2 separate regions of the Homo sapiens genome follow, and region 1 is linked to region 2. A link is a loop called in an ENCODE intact Hi-C map of the cell type or tissue named here. Cell type or tissue: GM12878. All regions are shown on one strand. Links, peaks and the distances in the headings refer to the core of each region. The heading gives the core; the rest is flanking DNA. Region 1 overlaps HECW2 (HECT, C2 and WW domain containing E3 ubiquitin protein ligase 2). Region 2 overlaps HECW2 (HECT, C2 and WW domain containing E3 ubiquitin protein ligase 2).

What was found. A loop is a pair of places that touch in the nucleus more often than their neighbours do. Peaks named below come from ENCODE experiments on the same cell type or tissue, not always from the same donor. Only the 100,000 strongest peaks of a DNase experiment are listed, where the experiment ranks them.
Region 1: a loop joins it to region 2, with 12 times the contacts of the local background. A loop is called at or near these places in 1 of 110 quality-filtered maps.

What each region holds. Positions count from the first base shown.
Region 1 is chr2:196,370,588-196,383,604 of GRCh38, forward strand. The region is part of intron 2 of HECW2 (HECT, C2 and WW domain containing E3 ubiquitin protein ligase 2); the gene reads right to left. Among named protein-coding and RNA genes, the nearest start is that of HECW2-AS1, 120 kb to the left of the region's middle. RefSeq lists enhancers at 6,854-7,093, 9,808-9,947. In GM12878, for the core only: no CTCF peak of the experiment used is centred there; a DNase peak (open chromatin) is centred at 6,984; H3K27ac peaks cover 3,948 bases.
Region 2 is chr2:196,260,694-196,271,601 of GRCh38, forward strand. It overlaps HECW2 (HECT, C2 and WW domain containing E3 ubiquitin protein ligase 2), which reads right to left. Exons shown (of 29, transcript NM_001348768.2): 17 at 10,500-10,596. It overlaps HECW2-AS1 (HECW2 antisense RNA 1), which reads left to right. Exons shown (of 3, transcript NR_110226.1): 3 at 2,358-3,511. Among named protein-coding and RNA genes, the nearest start is that of HECW2-AS1, 6.1 kb to the left of the region's middle. RefSeq lists an enhancer at 2,522-2,641. In GM12878, for the core only: no CTCF peak of the experiment used is centred there; a DNase peak (open chromatin) is centred at 2,648; H3K4me3 peaks cover 774 bases; H3K27ac peaks cover 2,245 bases.

The sequences.
Region 1 (13,017 bases), core at 4,666-8,665, 110 kb after region 2:
CAGGACTTGCCCAGGAATTGCAGTCCTTGTGGTCTAGACTGCCTTTAATGTTTATTTACAACCCCAGAGCAATTTAACCCATGGTGGCGAGGCTTCCTGGGATTCAGGTTCTGACTGCTAGAATGAGTGATTCCCCTCTGGCTAGGGCTGATCTAAATGCTCCCTCTGTGGGTGCCAGCTAGGTTCTGCCCAGCGTTGCTTTCTGCTGTGACAATACAGCACAGCATTTCAATGCAAAGTCCCACAATCACTGCATTCTCCCTCCCCTAAGCGCACAGATTCTCTCTCTGTGCCACTTGCTGCTGCTGGAGGATAGGGGGGATGCAGTGTCAGCAATGAAAAACTCTCTCTCCTACCCTGTTCAATGCCTCTTTCAGTGGCATGAAATTAAAACCAGATACTGTGATTGCTCATCTGATTTTTGGTTCTTATGAAGGTGTTTTTTTGTGTGTGGAGAGTCGTTCAATTTGGTGTTACTGTAAGAGGACAATCAGTGGAGGCTTCTATTCCACCATCTTGCTCTGCCCCCTAAAGTCTGCATTTTTAAACAGTTACCTCAGCTAATTCTGATACAGGTACTCTTTGAACCACATTTCTAACAGACAATGGTGTAGAGTCTTAAAATCCAATAGTCCATATATTAATGTACACGTATAGGTACATGTCATTTTTGATTTTGCATATTCATTTTATTAAACTCAAAAACAGACATACATCTGTACCTGTAATGTGTCCCCTACCTTAACAGCTCACAATTATTATGTTCAATCTACTTTTAAATAAAGAATAAAAAAGCATAGTAAAAGGACAAGCAAGTACAGGAATAAAGAAGACAGAAAGGGGCACTAACATGAGAACAAAGTTTTAGATTCTATTTAAGCTGAGAACAGTGCTCCACAAAATGTGGGCCATGGGTAAGTGCTGGTCCATGAATTGGTTGTTTATAATCTGAGATAGGTCTAGAAACTGACTGGAAGCTCTTAGAAACTTTTACAGAAATTTGTCAGAGTAATTTTATGTCTATTCAATCTAATAATAAAATTTTGGACTCATATTTTATAGATCTTGTATTTTATTCCATTTCTTTTTCTACTAGCTTATTTTCACTCTATTTTACAAAAGATCAATGTCCACAGGTAGTCTGCGAAGCACTGGTGAACTCTACAGAGAAGAACCGGCCTTCTTGGTTAGTCCAGTGAGCCTCTCCTAACCCAGGATTTTAATACAAAAGTGAATATCCTCAACTTCTCATAATTACTTACTGTGAATCTGTCAGCAATGAACGATCTCTGTTTTCTGTGAATCTACCAACTTCTTTTTAGCTTGTATCCCCTTTTAGAATAACATTTTAGTAACATTTCTTAAAAGTTTACTTTCAACAGTGTAAAGTAGTACTTTTTCACTTTTATTTTTCTTTTAATTTTCAAAGAGACCCTTGAGTCTTAACATTTGAGGATTCAGTGACGAATGCTATCATTGTATTAATATCTGTACCCTATCTGTGCATTTTTGCTAACATGAAACTATGGTCTCTCATTCTGCTATTCTCAAAAAGCAGGTCCTTTAACTGCTTTGCTCATCTTAATGCCAGGTCCCTATCAACTATCTAATGATTTTCTTGATATGTGGCAATAACAGTAATAAGAAGCACAAAGTATCAGTAAATTATTCTAGTCATAAATACATGGGACACGGATCTCATTTTGTGGTTTCCCTGCCTCCTAGTAAACTTTGAATCATAATTTTCTCCCTTATTGAAGACCTGCACTGTGAACAGTATTAAAGTTAAATGTTAGATATATTCTTTACGGTATCTGCTTCCTGGTTGATAATATCCTTTGGTGGTCCCCTACAGTTTCTACTTTTGGTATATAAGTGTTGCCAAGAATAACATTTTCCCTTTCCAAGTTAAACATGGTGTTTATAAAAGGTGTAGGATGGAGAACCTGGAAGTATGAATCTGTGCATACAATGGGTAAAGTCACAATAATAGCAACCACTTTCCCAGTTGCCAAGATCTCTGGCCAGGAAGAATAAAAATGAGGATTTTTTCCTCCCTACCTAATTGTGTCCCCCTTTGAGAAGAGTTAGGAAGTCAACTATTAAGTGTCCAAATTTGCTTTCTGATGCTTATAAGTTGCACACTAAATTTGTTCATTTTATTTGCTTAACATTTTTTTTAGAAACCCAATTTTTAAGACATTTTCTCATGTAATCGGTTAACTATATGACTAAGAACTCTCTGACAGCTTGTAGGCTGTCCAGAACAGCTTTGGTTCCGCGGCCAAAAATGGACACCTTTTTAGCTGTGTGAGGTTGGCCAAGTGATTTAACTCCCTAAACTTTAGTTTTCACATCTGTACAATTGGGATAACGAGGCACAGCCAGTACAATTTTGAGAGGATTGTGAAGCTACATAAAGTCAGCAGCACACGACCTGGTGCAGAGTCCACGCTTGCTGCAGTAAAAGCTCAGATATGAGTGTTGTTATTCTTAACAAGGAAGACTCTAAATCACTGAAATAAAATCTAGAGAAGTTCTTGGAATTTTCTCACTCTGACAAGTACACAAAATAGATAAAGGATAGTCCACCAGGAAGGCAGCTGGCTAGATGAACTGGCCTCTGCAGTCTCCTTGATCTAGGTTATCTAACATGCCCAAACCATGTTCAAATTCAGTACTTTGTTTGTAATTCAAGTAACATCTTTGGAGAAAAAGAATTGCCTGTTTTCAATTAACCAAAGGAATTATAATTATGTTAATTTCTTTTAGTGTACCACATACATTTGTTTCAGCACACTTTGGGAAAGGTTAAGTGGAGCAAATATAACTAAAATCACAGGACATCTTTGTAAAAGCAGATGGCATTCATCCAAAATGTCCTTCCTGGAACAAACTGTAACAACTTGATTCACTCCCACCCTTCCCTACCAAGCTATATTTAAAGGTCCGTAAGCATTTCCATCATAAACTGCTGTCATCAGGATTTGTAATTTTACCTTCTAACCTATTTCAGGGTTTATATACAAACATCTCAAACTTAAAAAAAGCTATTGTTTTTAAAATTTAACAACTTCCTTCAGTAAAGGATAAGAGTACAAGGGGAAACAAACAAAAAAGTAATGATTATACATGAAAAAAATTATCTGCCATGGCTTGATAAGCAAAATAAGGTGCATGCTCAAGAAATATGTGCCACCATTGGGAAGCCGAGGCGGGCAGATCACGAGGTCAGGAGATCGAGACCATCCCGGCTAAAACGGTGAAACCCCGTCTCTACTAAAAATACAAAAAATTAGCCGGGCGTAGTGGCGGGCGCCTGTAGTCCCAGCTACTTGGGAGGCTGAGGCAGGAGAATGGCGTGAACCCGGGAGGCGGAGCTTGCAGTGAGCCGAGATCCCGCCACTGCACTCCAGCCTGGGCGACAGAGAGAGACTCCGTCTCAAAAAAAATAAAATAAAATAAATAAATAAATAAATATGTGCCACCAAAGATTATATAAATTCAACGGTGAATAATATGTCATGATTCATAATAATTAGAAGCTAAATAACTGTCCAGAAATTAATGAAAAGGTAAATTGTGGTACAGTCATATTATAGGGTATTATGTAGCCATCCCATGATATTCTCAAATAATTTTTAATAACATGGAAAACGTTCATGAGATAATAAGTGGAAAAACATACTGCAAAATTATATGTACAATAGGAGCTTAACTGGATTATAAAATAAATATGTATACAATCTATATTTAAAGTTGTAAAAGAAATATGCCAAAATGTTCATAGTAGTTATAGCTTGGCTGGAAAACCTAAGTCCTTCATATTTGTCCATAATTTCCAAGTGGTGTACAATGAACTTGCATTACCTTACTAATCAGAAAAGAAACGCTTCATTGTGGCTTAGTGTCACAGACAAATACAGAAACAGTAATACAGGAAAAAAATGAAGGCTGGCATCTCTCTCTTATCTTTCTACATCCTCTGCACTGCCCTTGCAAATCTATCTTTAATCATCAACTATTTTGACATTTGAAAATCTTATTTGTACTGTGGATTTATGAAATATTCAGAAAGAAGTTTTCATTTATCAAGCAGTTTCCCCAAAAAGTGACCTTGTAGCTATCCACAAAGTATTATCAACAACTCATATCTCAAGATTCTAAAAAATACAAGTATCATCCACCATAAGGTCACCTCTAGGGGACAAAGCATAGACGTGGGATACATCCAGTAAGGGAAGAGTAAAAAAAAAAAAAAAGAAGCAAAGACGGCACATGAAAACTAGTTTTGGCCGGGCGCAGTGGCTCATGCCTGTAATGCCAGCACTTTGGGAGGTCGAGGTGGGCAGATCACAAGGTCAGGAGTTCAAGACCAGCTTGGCCAACATGGTGAAACCCCGTCTCTACTAAAAAATACAAAAATTAGCCAGTCGTGGTGGTGCGCACCTGTAATCCCAGCCACTCGGGAGGCTGAGGCAGAATTGCTGGAACCCAGGAGGCAGAGGTAGCAGTGAGCTGAGATCATGCCACTGCACTCTAGCCTGGGCAACAGAGTAAGACTCAGTCTCAAAAAAAAAAAAGAAAGAAAAAAAAGAAAAAGAAAACTAGTTTCAATCTGTTGAGCTGTTGTATTCAAAACTTCAAGTATTCAGCAGATATCAACTTAAAGAGAACTGTCCCAAATGGAATCATGACATCAATTTAAATCAAACATAAATATTAAAAGAATTCGGAGTCCCAGTCTATCTTAGAGCCTCTCTAACTCTGACTGGAAACAGACACAGACAGACACACACAGAAATCACACTGCAATCAATCATTGTGAGCATTCATGATCACAGATATTTCCAGTTTCTCTATAAACTTTAATAGATTCTACTTTTACTTTTTTCATTGAAATAATAGTTTTTGCCAGTTTGGGAAGTATGTTTTTAATTTCACAGCTTGTTACCACTGGGTTTTGAAAGAAAAGGAAGTGGTAACCTTTTTCAAAACATCAGGACGGGTAAAAGACTGGCAAGTGTATACTTGAGAATCAAAATTGATTATTAGTGGGAACACAACAGTGGAAAAAGATGTGGATATTGGTATCATGCAATGGCTAGGAAAAAGGAATCAAACATGAGAGGTGGGAAAACGTCTACAGAGAAACATCATCTATTTCAATTTTTCTAATGGAGATTGTCCAGAATAAAAGTGAAATAGCCTCTACTTATTACTGTATTGCAGTTATGCAGATATTATGAATGACACTTGTTCTATATCACCAATGCCATACATTTTTCCAAGGCTGATGAACACGTTCTTGAAGCTTATATGTCTACTATTCAAAGTACTTTCGCATGTACCTTCTTATGCCAGTTAGGAAAATCTGGTCCATTTGGATACACTGTCAGGTCCAATTCCCTCTATCAGTCTACGTTCCTTCAGGCTCAGAACCACGTTTTATTAATCTCCATTTTCCTAACAATTACCTAATGGTGGGAAGGGCACAATACATATTTTTGATTAAAAGAATAATAACACATTCTGAATCTTAGCTTTTATTACCCTCAAACTTTGCCCCAAACCAGAAGTGTGAAGTACTTCATAACTTATTGGTCTCCAAATTTGTATATTTAAGAGCAACTATTTAAACAACAATTTGAAGAGATACTAAGAATATAATAGACAAAAAGCCACATCAAAAATAATCTCATCATACTGAGAAGTAAAAAACAAGAATCCAACAACAAAACATAAATTAAAATAGATTTTCGGCTGGGCACAGTGGCTCATGCCTGTAATCCCAGCACTTTGGGAGGCCGAGGCAGATGAATCACAACGTCAGGAGTTTGAGACCAGCCTGGCCAACATGACGAAACCCCATCTCTACTAAAAATACAAAAATTAGCTGGGTGCAGTGGTGCGCACCTGTAATCCCAGCTACTCAGGAGGCTGAGGCAGGTAGCAATTGCTTGAACCAGGGAGGCGGCCATTGCAGTGAGCCAACATCACGTCACACCACTGCACTCCAGCCTGGGCAACAGAGCAAGACTCTGTCATAAAAAAAAAAAAAAGGGCCGGGCATGGTGGCTCACGCCTGTAGTCCCAGCACTTTGGGAGGCTGAAGCAGGCGGATCAACCTGAGGTCAGGAGTTCGAGACCAGCCTGACCAATACGATGAAACCCCGTCTCTACTAAAAATACAAAAATTAGCCAGGTGTGGTGGCATGCACCTGTAATCCCAGCTACTCAAGAGGCTGAGATAGGAGAATCTCGAACCCGGGAGGTGGAGGTTGCAGTGAGCCAAGATCACACCACTGCACTCCAGCCTAGGCAACAAGAGCAAAACTCCATCTCAAAAAAAAAATCAATACATAAAAATAAATGAATGAATTAATTAAGATCGTTTTTCATTCCTTGGGGGAAAAAACATAGAGTTACAAACTCTATAAAAATTATTGTTTGATCATACTCAAATTTCATAAACATGCCAAGGAAATTTTAATAACATTAATTCCTAAATCAAAGAGAAACCAGGTTGGCCAAAGCTATCCGCTAGTTAGTGCCACGGAAAAGTAGCTTAAACTTTCAGTGATAAAATAATGAGTAAATTCTGAGAATCCCGAAGAGAGAGTCTCAAACACAACCTAAGAGGCAAATTATATTATGGTCATTTTGATTTTTTTGTCAGTTTTAAAGTTATCTACTTGCAACAATTGTATTCTTGATATAAGGTACTAAAAATTGTCCTGATGCAGTGTATTAGTCTGTTCTCACGCTGCTCATAAAGACATACCCGAAACTGGGTAATTAGTAAAGGAAAGAGGTTTAACTGACTCACAGTTCCACATAGCTAGGGAGGCCCCACAATCATGGTGGAAGAGCAAGGGACGTCTTACATGGTAGCAGGCAAGAGAGGGCTTGTGCAGGGGAACTCCCCTTTATAAAACCATCAGATCTCATGAGACTTATTCACTATCATGAGAACAGCATGGGAAAGACCCACCTCCACGATTCACTTACCTCCCACTGGGTTCCTCCCACAATACGTGGGAACTGTGGGAGCCACAGTTCAAGATGAGATTTGGGTGGGAACATAGCCAAACCATATCATGCAGATTTTCCTGAAATATCCTCAGCATAGTTAATGCATGAATGAAGCAAAGTTTCCATTTTACAAATTTCTCATGCAATAACAATTGCAACATCTGAAAGCACTTAAAATAAGTTTTTCTCACTGTTTCTTACCAGCAGATTAAGTCAATACTGCTAAGCCAAATTAGAAAATGTGAACCAAACAAACAAGCAAAATACAAAAGAGAAAAAAAGGAAAGAAAATCAAGAAGTATATATTTTCTTGGCACAAGTTTACTCAGATGCAGTCTCACAAAGCATTTCTGCAATTATTTTAAAAACAAGTTCCACTGTTAAATCTGTGTTCAGATTAGTTTTGCACGTATTACTCTAAGAGTAGCAAAATCACAACTGTCTCCTCTTTGGCCTTTCCTTGGGTTGGGAGTCAATGGGACTGCCATAAGTAGAGCAGAGTGGTTAAAAACCCAAGCTCAGAAGTCAGATTCCTAAGTTTAAATTCAGGCCCTACCATGTCATCTTTTTGTCATCTTGGCTAAATCACTTTAATTCCCATTGCCTAGGGCTGAAATAGCATATATACTGCACCACCACCCCCATACACACACAATTTCATACAATGTGCTTTTATTTATGAAAAGAAACACGGAAATGATAAAGAAGAAGCCACCACAAATGGTTACCTACAGAGAGAATAAGTGTTCAGAGTGGAGATACCAGGGATAAAATATAAAACTACTCTTAAAACACCTTCTTGTATAGCTTTCCCCATTGGCCCAATTAGAATATTTTCAAAACCCTGCAATTCATTAGAACACATGAAAATAAAATGTTTAAACACGAGTTCATAGCAATATTAAAATATATGTAGCCCCTAAATAAAATAAAAGTAAAACTCATTAGTCACAATTGACAATAACTAGGGCACCAATGCCCACATATTCTGAAAACTGTCATTGAAAATTAAAGAATTAAGCATCATTTTGCTTTTCCAGAATGAACAGTATTTCAAAGGTACTAACAAGCCATGAGGAGAAGTGCTTTTTACATAAGAATTCCAGGAAATAAGTACAGAAGAAATAAGATAATTACAAAATTCATAATTTTTCAATGCATAAGAAAATAATATATTTGAAAACATTAGACAAAAAAATCAATGAGAAACATTCTAACGAAGACATTACGCTGCCACAACTTGAACCCACTAATCAATCTTAGCATCACGAAGAATGGGGCAGTCAGACTCTTGTGTAACTTTTGATGGAATGCAACATGAAGTACACAGCACCACCAAAGAAGCATCCTTGGGGAAAAACATTAACTTGATGATATTCAAGACCCTTTTGGTTAACCTCCAATTTATAAGAAATAAGGGAGTCAGTGGAACAAGTTAAAAGACAATACCAGTGAGCAAAAAAAAAAACAAATCCTGAATGTGAGACATTCTCAAGGACAACAGATACAGTTGTCACTGGCACTGTGAAAAATGAAAGGAAAAAATGATAGTGAAAAGAGTCAGATAAAACTAATGCACTCTAAATAAGTCTATTTTTATTTACAGTTCAAAAACAGGCAAAACTAACCTACAATCAAGCCTTAAGGAGGCTGTGATTGGGAGTATGAGAAGGACTTTTGAGGTGCTGAGAATACTCTATGTCCTGATCTGGGTGGCAGTTATACAGGTCTACACATACGTAAATGTTCATTACACAGTACACTTAAGATTATGGCAACTTGGCTGGGCGTGGTGGCTCATGCCTGTAATCCCAGCACTTTGGGAGGTCGAGGCGGGTGGATCACGAGGTCAGGAGATCGAAACCATCCTGGCTAACATGGTGAAACCCCGTCTCTACTAAAAATACAAAAAATTAGCCAGGCGTGGTGGCGGGCGCCTGTAGTCCCAGCTACTCAGGAGGCTGAGGCAGGAGGATGGCATGAACCCGGGAGGCAGAGCTTGCAGTGAGCTGAGATCACACCACTGCACTCCAGCCTGGGCGACAGAGCAATACTCCGTCTCAAAAAAAAAAAAAAAAAAACAAAAAGATTATGGCACCTTAAGGACTTTCCTAAATATGTGCAATTCCTCAATAAAACAATAAAAGAGACATAATTAGCCTATGGTGTTTGAAGTCAGGACAATGGTTACCTTTAAGGAAGAGTGTTACTGAGAAGATGCAAGAGCCATAAATTTATGATGATTTTACTTCTCTGCATGTATGCTATTCTCCAGCAAAAAAAAAAAAAAAAGGATGAGGGGAGAAGGTACTGCTCTACATTAAAGGTGACATAATAAATAAATTGTTAACTGGATTTTGCTTAAATCAATTATTTTTGAGAAACAGTGAAATTTTAATATTAGATAATTCTTGTGTATAATATTAAGCATAATAAAGACATTTTGCTTATTTAAGAAAATATCCCTATTAGAAGTTCATAGGGGTGAAGCAGTTGTCCTGTGTGGCTATTTAAGTCCCTGCTCAGTTCACTCAGTGGTTGGATAACAAATGCACAAAGATTTGCTTAAATGCACTCAATCAGTAAGTCCCCCAGCCTTTGCTGATGGGCTGTGTGTGTTTGATGGAACACTCCTTCAGTACTCTAAGCAGTTTATAGCTCTGCCTTAACTTTTACTTCCTGCTTGCACAGAGCCTGAAGGTCAGGCACAGAAGAAAATAAGGTCTCTCCTGGGTATGCACACAGCCCTTTGTATGCATTTGGCTTTCCCAATTCCCAGGAATATATTTGAGCTTTTCAAAGCCTGCTATGCACATCTCTTTCTCTATATTGTCCTTTTCCGTTTTTTTCTGTTAGTCCCTTATGTGCCCCAAGTGGTATTGCCACCTCAGGTAAGTGCAGTGTTAAACAACTGTCATTGGTTGTTTTTGAAAAGTGTTCTGGTGATAGGGTTGTTTGCACCAAAGAAGCTATGAGCCAGGTTAACGAAAGTCCTGCAAATGGGGCTTTTCCAGAGAGCTGCCAGACATGTCAGGTAGTGACAATTCTCTAACAGGGATGAGGTTTTTGGGGAAGCTCCAAACCCATTCTGCTGCCGTTAGTGGCTCGTAAGGTGTGTTTGTTTTCATGACTACCATGGTTGCAGAGCTTCTGGTTTTCAGTTATTGCAGAGCTGGGGAGACAGGAATGATAAAAGGCAAGTCATAATAAAATGTTACACAGCCAAAGCCTACTGTGCTGAGTTCAACCTGTTTCTTGAATAAATGCTCCTCATGTACTTGAAAGCTTTTGGCTGATTTCCAGAGTTCTAAAAAAGTTGACTTTTGCAATTTTCTCCAGTGTTTTCATTGCTTTTTTGGGGAGCAGAATGTGGTGGTGGGGGTTCTCACTCTACCATTCCCGAAGTGCTTCTCCTCACAATCATCCCTTGAAGATTAGATTGGGGTAAGAAAACCCCTGACCTAAGCCCCGTAGGAAAACCCTACCCGGCTTCTCAGCTGCCATTTACAATAAGCACAGTTGCTTAAAGCATGATGCTCTTTAGAAAGTCTAAAGTCCCTTAAGACACTGTTCTGTGACCATGAACCTCACCAATCACCCCACATGGTTCTCACGTCACTGAGTCTAAGGATCAGTTCAGCACAAAGTCATCCCTCCTACTAGAAAAATGATTAAATTCAGCATGTCCTACTAACCATGTGGACTATGATAGTAGCTTCTATGAAGGTTTTATCTTCATTTCATAATGCTTTGGTGCCTTAGCTGTTAATAAGTTGTAAATCAGTATAGAAAAATAAAGTAAAATCAATGTCCATATAAAATTCTACCCAAAATCAACCAACAGTGAAATTTTCAAGCAGGTCACTGGTTTCTCATAGCGTCAGGATTATAAAGAAGCAGGTTCCAGTCTATTAATAGCCAGAAAATGTTCCTTATATTATAATAAATAAAAGTAGACGAAAAGTTCTGGGAAGTCAGGAAGCAGACATTTGCCTCCTACCAGGAGGGCAAGAGTTTCCCAGAAATCAGACCCAGCTGAGGTTATAAGGGTCATTAGTAAGGCAACATCCCCATGATAAGGTTCTCTGTGGACCATGACTAGAAGTCTAGTGTGATATAAAGAAGACAGCTTTCCTAAACTGCCAGATTTCCTGCAGAAATCTACTGCAGGACACAGCTGACATTAGTCTTTAACTAGTTTAAACTGAAATAAAATTAAACGTAATATTAAGCAAGACAAAACACTAATGTGATTTAAATATATACATATATGTATGATTATTCATTACAGCACTATTTGTTTGTAATAGAGAAAACTGGAGACAATTTAAATGTCCACTACTTAACCCATCAAATATACCAGTTAATAAATTATGTTACATCTCAACAATAAAAGTGTGCACATATATAAGAATGGGACTCTTTCTATGTTCTGACCTGGAAAAATCTGAACAATATATAAGTGAAACAAAGTGTAGAATAGTGCATATATTTTGCTATTTTTTATATTAAAAGAGGTGAAAATTTCTACATAGTTGTATTTGCTTATTGATATACATGTATGTATATGTGTGTGTGTATATACATATAGTATGTGTGTGTGTGTGTATATATATATATATATACATGTGTGGAATATATATCCATCCATATATGTATAAAAACTTTGAAAGAATAAACCTGAAACTAATGAGCATTGTTACCTGTGAGAAAAAAAGGGAAAAATTTGGAAATGCATGAGAGGTTGAAAGGAAACCTGTCAAACTACTTCTTTGCATTTAGAAAGTTTTTTGGGCCAAATGACTATATTACTTAATCGAAAAAAGGCCTCTGGTTATTCACATAGGGCAAAAAAAAAACATGTAATAACATTATCTTACAGTTTTTTAAAAAATTAGAAACTAGAGATGTATTCAGATTTTGTAAATCTCTAGTTGATGAAGCCCTAAGTAAACCCCAGAAAGAATTTCTGAATAGGTATATAACATGAAAAAGGATAGAATGAGAGTCTGTACAATATAATAGCGGATTGTATTCTCTGTCTTGTAGCAATACGTGCCCTACTTTGTCTTCATTATTTATAAATAACCTGGCTTTAAAAAGCATCTACAGCAACTGCATTTCCAACGGAAATGGCACTTGCTTTACATGAATGTTCTAAACCAGGGTAGCTCCATGATAACCCTGACCTTTAGAAATGTAACCAGCCTCAATACTAGTAAAAATGATATTGCAAATGGTAGCAGGACCACAAGTAGCTTTCATTTTATTCTATTTTCTGTATTTTAAATGTTTTTCACTAAGCTTAACTTTCATGATCAGGGACAAAACTATATTTTTCATAAGACAGGTGGCTCTGGTGGCAGTATGGGGGATGAATTGCAGTAAGAGGAAATTGGTGGCAGAAGCATCAGTCAGAAGAGTGGTTCAAGGTAGGAGAAAGATAACAAAGATAGGAATAAAAGTTGAAGCAGTGGAGCCAGATATAGATAAGTTGAAGAGGTTAATTGACCAGGCCACCTGGATGGAAGTGATGAAGAAAAATGCAAGCATAAGTCTCAAATGTCTGATTTGCGTAACTGCTGCCAGCAACATTAAAGAGGCGTATGAAGGAGGATGAAGAATGTGGTCAAATTCTGTTTGGGCTACAATGAATTTGAGGGGTCTGAGGCCAATCCAGGTGGAGATGCCAAGTCCACAGCTAGAAATACAATAATGGCACTCAGAAAAAGAATGAAGATTGGGGATGTAAGTGTATAGGTATTGGCTGAATCCATGGAAACAGATGAGATTGCAGGGTGCCAAGAGCAAAATTAGGAGAAAAGAGCCTAGGAGAGAAAAGTCTGTGGAACACCAACTAAGGTGGAAGAAGAGAGAGCAAAGGACAAAACAGAAATAACTTCAGGCAGGTAACTAGAAAAGAAGGGTCTAGGAAAGATTAAAGAGTAGACCTTTTCAAGAAGGGAACAGTGACATCAACAG
Region 2 (10,908 bases), core at 255-4,254:
ATCAAGGCTGAGGAACAGACAGAAGTCAGCAGACGTCCTGGAAATGTCACCAATCTTTTCTGAGAAAAACAAAGGAACCACTTCTTGGTTACCAGGTATTTGCCCAATATGCTATAGACCAGTGATTCTCAAACTGGCATCCTTGGTCTACTAGAAATTTGCATACATAAGCTCAAGCTCTGCAAGAATTTTTAAATTTTGTGTCTTCACTTCGATGATCAAAGCACATGAAACAATATAATAATATTTTAGATGAGATGGATGACATTTATGACTGAATCTTGCCATATGACTTCGGGTCCCATGTTTGTATTTATAGGGCACTTGGTGCAAAGTGATCAGAGGTGAGCTTTTAAAGGGACGGCGAACACACCTGGCTGCCCTTAGGCTGTCAGGGCCTTGATGTTCAATATGATAATAACACCAGTCCCCATCTGCCACTTACGCACACTTCGCTTAGCAATTAAAAAAACCTTTTCTCTTACAGTATTAACTTGCATCATGAAAATGATCAAGTGGGGTTAAGTAATGTATATGTAAATTACCACAGGCTAAAGAGAAAATAAAAGAGATGGATTTAAAAAGAAAATTATGCATTCATGCTAAATAATGCATAAAAGATATCCTGGCTTATTCTAAGAACAAAAGCTCTGCAATAGTTTGCAAATAGAAAAGTGGTGGTAGAATCCACTCATCCCAAGGCACATTCAATGATATGTTTTATCCTTCAGTATTGTATTTCAGGTTACACTATTAAATGAATTGGCTTATCAAACCAATGAATCAGTAGATAAAAATAAGCTTTTTGTTAAGAAGGAAAAATGATGACTGATAATTCCAAGGAGGCACATGCTAGGCCAGAGATGCAAAAAATCAAAAGAATCAAGTCAAACACAAGCACAGAAAGGTGCAAATGTGTCTTTCCACCAATAATGGTCTCAACATTGGTGATTTGGCTTCTGAAAAACAAAGTATCCTCATATTAATAGCATTAATTCAAATGTTATTGATTTTTTCTAGTTTTTAACTTAATTTGTATGTCTTTTGGTTTTGTAGTTTATAAAAGCTGTAAGCATAAGAGGTTTATACATATTTTATATTTGTACACATTTAAGTTTAAAATAAAAGTGACTAACGTCAACATTATAGGTCCGCAATATTTCTTTTTCCTTTTAGAGTGGAAAAATAACAGATGTGACTCTTACAAATTTTCATGAGTCCACCCAGCGTTTGGAATAACATAACAAGTTTGAGAAATGTTGTTAAAGACAACTGATCATGATTAGAGGAATGTTTGAAAATTACTTTAATATATTTATTCAAGTTTATAATGTATACAGTTAGAAGGAATCTGTGGCAGTCCTCTCTGTTGCCCAGTCTAGAGTGCAGTGGTACAATCATAGCTCACTATAGCTTCAAACTCCTGGGCTCAGGTGATCCTCTTGCCTCAGTCTCCTGAGTAGGTGGGACTACAGGTATGTACCACCACACCCAGCTAATTTTTAAACATTTTTGTAGAGACAGGGTCTTGCTATGTTGTCTGGGCTGGTCTTGAACTCCTGGCCTCAAGTGATCCTCCTGCCTCAGCCTCCCAAACTACTAGGATTATAGGAGTGAGCTACTTACTGCATCAGCCTGGCTTCTTCTTAACAAAGAAATTCAATTCAACCTCAGTGGTAATATAATGAAGATTAAGGTTATACTAATACAAAGTATTATCATTTGGCTCTCTCTACATGGGTACGTTTATCTCTCTGTGCCCCTTAGAGTACATTCTAGCACTTTTATGGGTACACCTTCTGATTTGGCTAGTGAGGTACAACTTAAATTCCTTTTGAAACATAAGTTTCTTCAGGGCAAAAGCCCTTGCTCCTTTATCTTTTTTTTTTTGAGATGGAGTCTCACTGTGTCACCCAGGCTGGAGTGAAGAGACCCAATCTCGACTCACTGCAACCTCTGCCTCCCGGGTTCAAGTGATTCTCCTGCCTCAGCCTCCAGTGTAGTTAGGATTACAGGAATGCGCCACCATGTCTGGCTAATTTTTGTATTTTTAGCGGAAATAGGGTTTCATATGTTGGCCAGGTGAACTCCTGACCTCAAGTGATCCACCCACCTCGGCCTCCCAAAGTAGCTGGGATTACAGGCACGAGCTATGGTGCTCAGCCCGTCCTCCTTTATCTTTGTGTTCCCCAAGTACAAAACACTTTTCTGTCTACCTGATAAGTGCTTAGTAAAATACAAAGCAGGGACATGATTAATTTAGGCCAAAATAACGTATGTGGCTCCTAACAATTTCCACCCGGTGTTTGGAATAAACAATCTTGCTATCTTTTTTTTTTCTTTTTTTCCTGTGGCAGAGAAATAAAAAAAGAATTGGAAAGCCAATGTCCAATTATTTACTAAAACAGAATCCACTGGAGAGAAATGCAAAGGCAGGTAAAAAGGCAATCTCTTAACATGAAAACTCACAACTGTAAAATGAGAACCTAAACTATACAGCGACAAACTCAGGAAAAAGTCTCCAGCTACTGCTGTCTCTCAGACTCTCACAGTATGTGTAACCACTTCCTCCTCTGCACGGAATCACCCCAGAAGATCAACTCTACTAGATCATTTGAGGACAATGAACAAAGTCTCAAGACTGAATTCCCACAGAAAACATTCTCATGAAACCACCCAATATTCTGGTGAAGTTAAAGAAGGGCATGTGTTCGGAGACAACCAGAAGCAGCAATGCTCAAAACCACAAAACTCTGGATTGCCGACTCTGCACATCCTGGTTCCTCTAGATACAGTTCAGTGGCACATTCACAAATAAACGTTTTCAAAAACTGCCCTCAGGCAGTTCTAGAGAAATGCTTTGACTTGCCTAATGGTATAATGTCAAGAAAGGAAGACGAGCACTGATCATTCATACTCATTATTACAGTCACAGGGCACTGTCTGACTTGACAGATACAGCCGAGCAGTTAAAAGGTTATGGGAATTTAAGTCCATTATGGTCATACGATTCTTATGGACCCAGAGATATGAAATTAATCAGCCACATGTGTAGGGACAAAGTTTGTCATAAATAGATATAAGTTATCTGCATGCTAAGAACTTAGTTACTTAACTCTGTTTCCTCATGTTAATATAAACATAATTATAGAATGCAAATGAAATACTTAGCCTGGAGCCTATTATATAGGAAGCACTCAATAATTTCAAACTATTGAGTATATTATTAGATAGGCTCCATAATTATTTATTCCTTTTTCAACAGACAGTATGATCTATTGAAAATAAAGCCAAACTAGATTTCTTTGACCCACTCCTTTTTCTGTTTGTATTGTTGGCAAGTTGTTCTAAATCAACTTGCCAACATACTATTAACATGTTATTAACATAGAAGGGATGCTTATTTTGTTTGCTTTGTAAGAAATGCTTCTGATTCAGTAACTGGGCAATTTATTTAAATATAAGTAAAAAGCAGATTTTATTAAAAACTACTTTGTGCTATCATAAATAACTCATTGTTCTCTGTGATTCAGAAGTGGATTTATTATTCTTTTGGGGTTGGGGAAGGCACTGAGACTGGTTTCAGCACTGATATTTTGCTTTGGTCCACAGACAGTCCAAGTCTAATGAGTTACTAAAGGAAAATGACATTTTACTGAACTGTTTTCTTCATAAATATAACAGAATGTAGGAAAAATCAACAGTAAAACAGATGTACCTAAAATATTATTATTCCTCATGTAAGAAAACCATCTTGAAAATCATGATTGAACCACTTATTAGCAAAAAAACACAATACTTTGGAGAAATATCCAGTGGATGAATGCATGTATAATTTGGGGAATCTTTCAAAGTTACATCAGAGAACAATGTTTATCAGAAAATAATTTAACAAATATCTGAGAGTGATACTATGAAAAGAACCTAAACTAATTTTGGCTATTGGAGTTCCTGTTTTGGGCCTTTTAAATTTTAGGTGATTGACTGTCCAGTTGTCTTCAAGTTGACATTAATAGTTAAAAGAGATTCCATGCATCAAAAATGTGAAAATTAGATATATACGTGATATACAATTCAAAAGCATATGCAGATCTATAAATTAGTACATCCATTCAAATAAAACATGACTAGCACTTATTCCTTTTGCAGAAGTCATAGAATAGATGACAGGTTCTAAGAATCTGTGTTCCTTACTGCCCTGAAGAAGAAAGTCTCTAATCTCTTAATAGGCCTACAAGATAATTAGTTCCTTGGAAAGGTATTTTAATATACCTTTGGATGGCTTCTAAAACGTTATCTTAATGATATTGCCATGATATTTTGGCCCTCAGTAATTTCCAGCTAAACCTTGAGCCAGAAGGCTCAGTCCTCAGTCTAGGCATGGAGCAGTCAAGGCTGGTTTTATTGTGTAAATGTAAAATATTTTAGAGTAACGCTCCCTGTAGGAAACAATGTGACAGCACCACTAAAAAGCCCTCCTATAAACAAATTAATAGTTGAATTAAAGATGGCCAGGCAGGGTGGCTCACGCCTATAATCCCAACACTTTGGGAGGCCCAGGAAGGCAGATCACTTGAGGCCAGGAGTTCAAGACTGGCCTGGCCAACATGGTGAAACCCCATCTCTACTGAAAATACAAAAATTAGCCGGGCATGGTAGTGCATTGCTGTAGTTCTGGCTACTCAGGAGGCTGAGGTACAAGAATTGCTTGAACCCGGGAGGCAGAGGTTGCAGTGAGCCGAGATTGTGCCCACTGCACTCCAGCCTGGGTGACAGAGTGAGACTCTGTCCGCTCCCCACCCCCAAAAGGAAAAGAGATCCTAGATCCTAGTTGCATTTAAATTATATCCACAGAATCACACTGGTCCATTTATATGCATGATTAATTTCAGGAATAGTGGTTTTTAGAATTAGAGTAAGTTTAGGGGCAAATTACTTTAAACTGAGTCCTTCTGATAGAACAAAGAAGTGAAGGGCACACTACTAATATAATATTGATTTAAATTTACTATATGCTTACTATGCTTACACAGTATCAAATGGTTTATACATATATTATTTCATTTAATCTTCAAAAAGATGCTGGAAGTTAGAAATTCCGATCCCCATTTTACAGACGAGGATGACAACTTGGAGGTTGTTTAATGTCTCATTCGAAGTCACCTGGTGGGTAAATTGCAGAGCCAGAATTCAAACCTAGGCCTTTCTGGCTCCAAACCTGAACAAAATCTTAAGAGCTATACTCAACTACCTTCTAAGAGCCATTACTGCTGCTCTCCCAGTGAGACAGAGTCTACTATTAGGACTTCCCAATGACCATTACTATGTGGTGTCAATAAATTATTTTAATCAGGTGTCCAGGCACAGTGGCTCATGCCTGTTATCCCAGCACTTTGGGAGGCTGAAGCAGGAGGATCTCTTAAGCCCAGGTATTCAAAATGAACCTGTACAACATAGCAAGACTCCATCTCTATTAAAAAAAAAAAAAAAAAAACACAAAACAATTAGCGGGGCAAGGTGGTGTGCTCCTGTAGTCCCAGCTACTTGGAAGGCTGAGGCAGGAGGATGGCTTGAGCCCAGGAGGTTGATGCTGCAGTCAGCTGTGATCGCGACACTACACTGCAGCCTGGGCAACAGAGTGAGACCCCCTGCCTCAAAAGAAAAAAAAAAAGGTGTCTTTAAAAATTCAATAATTATCCCTATGTAAACTGTCTGTAGGAAAATAATAGTCTCAGTCCAGATTTGCTATTATTTAAGTTTGGTACAGCAAAGATCAGAAGTTTGCCATGTTGGTCCAGACATCTGAGTGATAAGTAAACAAATCAGGAGAGGACTAAGGGAGAGAGCTAGGCAGGTCTTAACAGGAAAATGCATATGGATCATCAGAAGTAAATTCATGCTATTTTCACCAAGTACTTCAGTTGTTAACCAAGACTAACATTTCCAGTCTAATATTATATGCAGAAAAATTCATTTGCCACAAAGCTAGAAAAGAAATAGGTTAGCAATTTTGAACACTAGGGTTTATCTTAAGAAAGATAGCTTTTGAAACTTTAACTTTTTATTAACTAAAATTCTGTATTGTTTGATAAACTTCAAAATGGGCCATTATTTTTAAAATAAAAAAATTAAGAGTAAAATTAAACTCTAACAAAACCCCAGGGCTCTTCAAATAGGATAATGAAAGGAAATAGAAGGTTCAAGTCTGCATTTGCCTCTAGTCTGGTGAATCCTGAGACACATATCCATTTGCCTTTTGTGGTTCAGAATTTCTTGACTCCCAAGTTACTGATTTCCTGATAACATAAAATATGGAATGATCTAATCTACCCAGAATGAAAAAATTATCACAGATCATGTCCTCATGGTGAGGGGAGTTATATAGGAAGCACTCAAGGAGGAAACAGCCTGCTGCCAAAAATAATCACTGGTGCCTGGGGAGAGCTGGACTAGTAGGGAACAGATTTACTGGCTGGACTTAATAATCATATTAGAGGGGAAATTCTCAACTCTTAACTCAGGTTCATGGCCTTTCTCATTACATAGTGCTATACAAACACCAATACTAAAAATTTTATTGAATTTTTAAATGTGCATTACATTCACCTATAAAATACTGTTAAAGGTTGTTTTCTAATGAATATATTTGTATTCGTATAAAATGTTAGAACTTTTTTTCAGCTTTTATTTTAGTGTCATAGCATACAAACATCTTCTTTCAGTGAGAACCAGTAGTAGCATATAATAATGCCATGGGGACACTACCCATTTTACAGATGTGGTACTGACGTTTGGAAGCTGATTTTTCTAACAGGGGAAATAAACATCTCCTGAGGTTTGTTTAAAAAAAAAAAGGACAGCAACTTAGTACCATTCACATTTGCGTGATAAATGAATTTATAGGGAGCAGTGATTTAAATACAGCAGTTGAAAGTAAAAGCCATATCACAATGCATGGAAAACCATAGCCACATAGACAGGAAGACACACCAGTGAAGTCTCAGGGAAGAGAAAACTATACATAGATGCAAACTAAATGAATTGCCTGCTATCCTCTGGCTTAGGATGAATCACAAGCAAACCAAGAAAACACAAAGTAAAGAGGTATACCTACTTCAATCTCTCAAGGGCTACCACTTTTATCATTATATTATGGGAAAAATAAGAAGGAATATTTATCTTAAGTGGTGTGCCACAGATGAGAAAGGACATATGCCAAGCTATGTTGGTACTGGGAGTCCTTGCTCCAGGTATGAATATAAGGTCCACAGTGAACTTTGACACATAGATTACTGAGTGGCTCCATTCCATGTATAAATCTGTTATCAAAAATATCATTGAAATAGGAAATTAAAGAAGTTCAGCCTATTTCCCACCCCTGTGTTTGTGGGAATGCTCCTCACAACTATATAAAACAGAATGTTCTCTTAGATATACAAACTTCCCCTTTACGATGTTATGATAAGCAAAATATTTAACTCCCAAAAACTTGACAGAAAATGAAAGTGCAGTGTGACACACACTCTGGATAGGAGGAGTGGTATTATCTCATTGATTTACTTTTACTTATCATGACAGCATCTGCTTCCCATGGTCACATTCTGTAAAGATGGAAATATATTTCATAGCCTATCAAATAATTGCATAAAAATAGATTACCATGTGAATCCTATGTTAGAAGAAAGATTATGCTTAACTGAGGACTCTAGATGCCACTAAAAAAAAATCTTCAACATCTTTAGGAGATTAGAGACTTTTCAGACTCTAAAAAGCAGAAAGAAAACAAAACAAAACTTGAAGCTACCAACTTGGGCCTGCAGCTTTTCCCTCTGTTAGGATCTGTTAAGATTCTGTCAAGTCATTAAAGACTAATGACAAATGCCCTGTCCAGGTAGATTAGATCACCTAATCTCTCTGATGGTGGAGATTTAAAGATATGTTAATTCGTATTACACACTAATGTGGAACGCAGAGAAAAAGTGAAAAACTTCTTGAGTTTCCTGTTTTGTGGGGGATGGGGTACACTTAGAGGAACAGATATTAACTAGTGGCATGTGTTGGTTGGAAGTGGTAGAAGAGAGAGAAAATAGAGTTCCCTTTATTTTGTGATTAGCAAAAGAGGAAGAATTTTGTTTGTTTTGCTTTGAGGTCTAGGATTGCTAACATTTCTAATTAGATCACTGAGGGGCTTGTTTCTGCAATTTTTTAGAACTAAAACTTCTTACACAAGATTCTCTAGGGGAACGTGGATTACTGAGTGGATGCCATAATAAACAAACATGCAAAATCTTCACTTGCATAATTATTATAATTTTTCCGTGGTTAAGAACAGCATGCTTATGTTGGGGAAGGCACTAAGAGTTGAGTCAAATGTTATTAACCATGTGAAACCAGGTGAAACTGGGATTTTTATATACACAGTGTTTATAGTATAATACTTGAAATTTTTTGTAGCTTTAGCCTTTACAAACTTTAGAAGGTAATGACAACTTTAAAGACATGAGACCAAGGTCAGGCACAGTGACTCATGCCTGTAATCCCAGCACTTCGGGAGGCCGAGGCGGGAGGATCACCTGAGGTCAGGCATTCAATACCAGCCTGACTAACATGGTGAAATCCCGTCTCTACTAAAAATACAAAAATTAGCTGGGTGTTGCGGTGGGCACCTGTCATCCCAGCTACTCGGGAGGCTGAAGCAGGAGAATCGCTTGAACCCGGAAGGCAGAGGTTGCAGTGAACCGAGATCGCACCACTGCACTCCAGCCTGGGCGACAAGAGTGGGACTCCGTCTCCCCCTACCTCCAAAAAAAAAAAAAAAAAAAAAAAAAGACATGAGACCAAGAATATCGTGAGTATATTTGGTAATTTATTTTCAAATCGACAACTATATACATATATATTTTTACATTCAGTATGTGCAAAATGCTATTCTAGATATTTGAACAGTAAGGAGGAAAAATAATGATGAGTTGGATAAGATCCCTATTTGCAAGGCTCTTAAAATCTAATTGGAAAATAACGCATAAGGACTTGAAAAGTCAAATCAAAACACAAAAGTCATAAAGTCAAACCAGTACAAAGGACAATGTGATACATTTCATGACTCATGATCAAAATAGTGTCAAGACCAAAGGTTATTGCAGCCAACTGTGCCATCAGAATTATACAGAGAGGTTTTGAAAAAATAATTCTTAGGCTCTACCCCAGACCTCTTGAATTAAATTTCTGGGTAGGGCATGGGAGAACAGGGGTATAAATTCTGAGAAGGGAGAGGAATTGGAGGAGGCATGACCTGGCATTTTGTATTATATAAAGCTTCCCAGGTGATACTGATGAAAACAGTTTGGCACAACTTAGTGGATCAGTATTTGGGAATCACTGCTGTGGGCCAGGATGGTACCACCAGGCAAATATACTTCTACCAGTAAAGGTGACAACTGGACTTGGGGTTAAGAAAGATTTTCAGCAGAAACTCTTCTTTTCCTATTCCCACTGATGCCTAGCACACTTAGATAGAGAAATACTAGCCTAGATCATGAAAGTGAGAGTCCACAGTGGAGTTGAAAGATTTCAAGGAGGGAAAGCTTCTGCTGGGTTTTAGTGGAAAAATCTTGCTTCCCAAACTTAGAAGGAGAGAAAAGCTTGCCAGGGAAGGGGAACAGCATGTATTCAGGAAAGTAAAACTGGGCTTGAGAAATGATGTTTTGAAAAGTTGTTTAGAAGAGAGGGCTCATGCAAGGTGAGGCTCAGTTTTAGAGAATATCAGATTCCCTACTTAGGTTCTAATCTGTTTTTATTATGGAAAAATGTGAATACCAAGTCTGGAACTCTATATATCTCAGTTCAATAAACTGTATGCTACTTTTGCTTACTCAAGTTACACTCAAAAAGTTATGTCATTAATTTCATTATAATCTGCACTTCTAGGATAAACGCTTGGCTTAAATTTTTTTTTCATATTTCGTTTTTTAAATAGGGTTCTGGGTTGTTTAGTTGATTTTATTCACCTTTATTTATTTTTTTTTTGAGACAAAGTCTCACTCTGTCGCCAGGCTGGAGTGCAGTGGTGCAAATCTCAGCTCACTGCAACCTCCACCTCCCAGGTTCAAGCGATTCTCCTGCCTTAGCCTCCCGAGTAGCTACAGGCACACACCACCATGCTCAGCTAGTTTTTGTATTTTTAGTAGAGACGGGGTTTCACCATGTTGGGCAGGATGGTCTTGATCTCTTGACCTCGTGATCTGCCTGCCTCGGCCTCCCCAAGTGCTGAGATTACAGGCGTGAGTCGCCGTGCCCGGCCGATTTTATTCAACTTTTATACTTAATAGAGAGAAGCCAGCACTACAATACCTGGTGATGATGACAAAATATTTGCATACAAGATGTTTTGCAAAGGATGTCAGAAAGAAAGAATAAATTTCCAAGACAACTATCAGTAAAACTAAGATTTAATGGTTTGTGCTTATGCAACTTGAACCAAATACCAATATTATTGTTACCTGAGTGAGTGATTCCTGGTAAGATCAGGTTGACGCTCCTGTAGAATTTCAAAGATATTGGGTTGACGTAGAAATGCAACAATCTTGTCATTGTAAGCTGAAAAAAAAATCAGAAAAGACAACAATTTAAAAAAGAATCTATTTTTAGTTTTATGTATATAAATCCAAACCTGTGTGCCCCACCGGGTTCAAGCAATTTTCCTGCCTCAGGCTTGCAAGTAGCTGGGATTATAGGTGCCTGCCACCATGCTCAGCTAATTTTTTTTTGTATTTTTAGTAGGGATGGGGTTTTGCCATGTTGGCCAGGCTGATCTCAAACTCCTGACCTCAGTTGATCCACCTGCCTTGGCCTCCCAAAGTGCTAGGATTACAGGTGTAAGCCACTGTGCCCGGCCTATAAATCCAAACT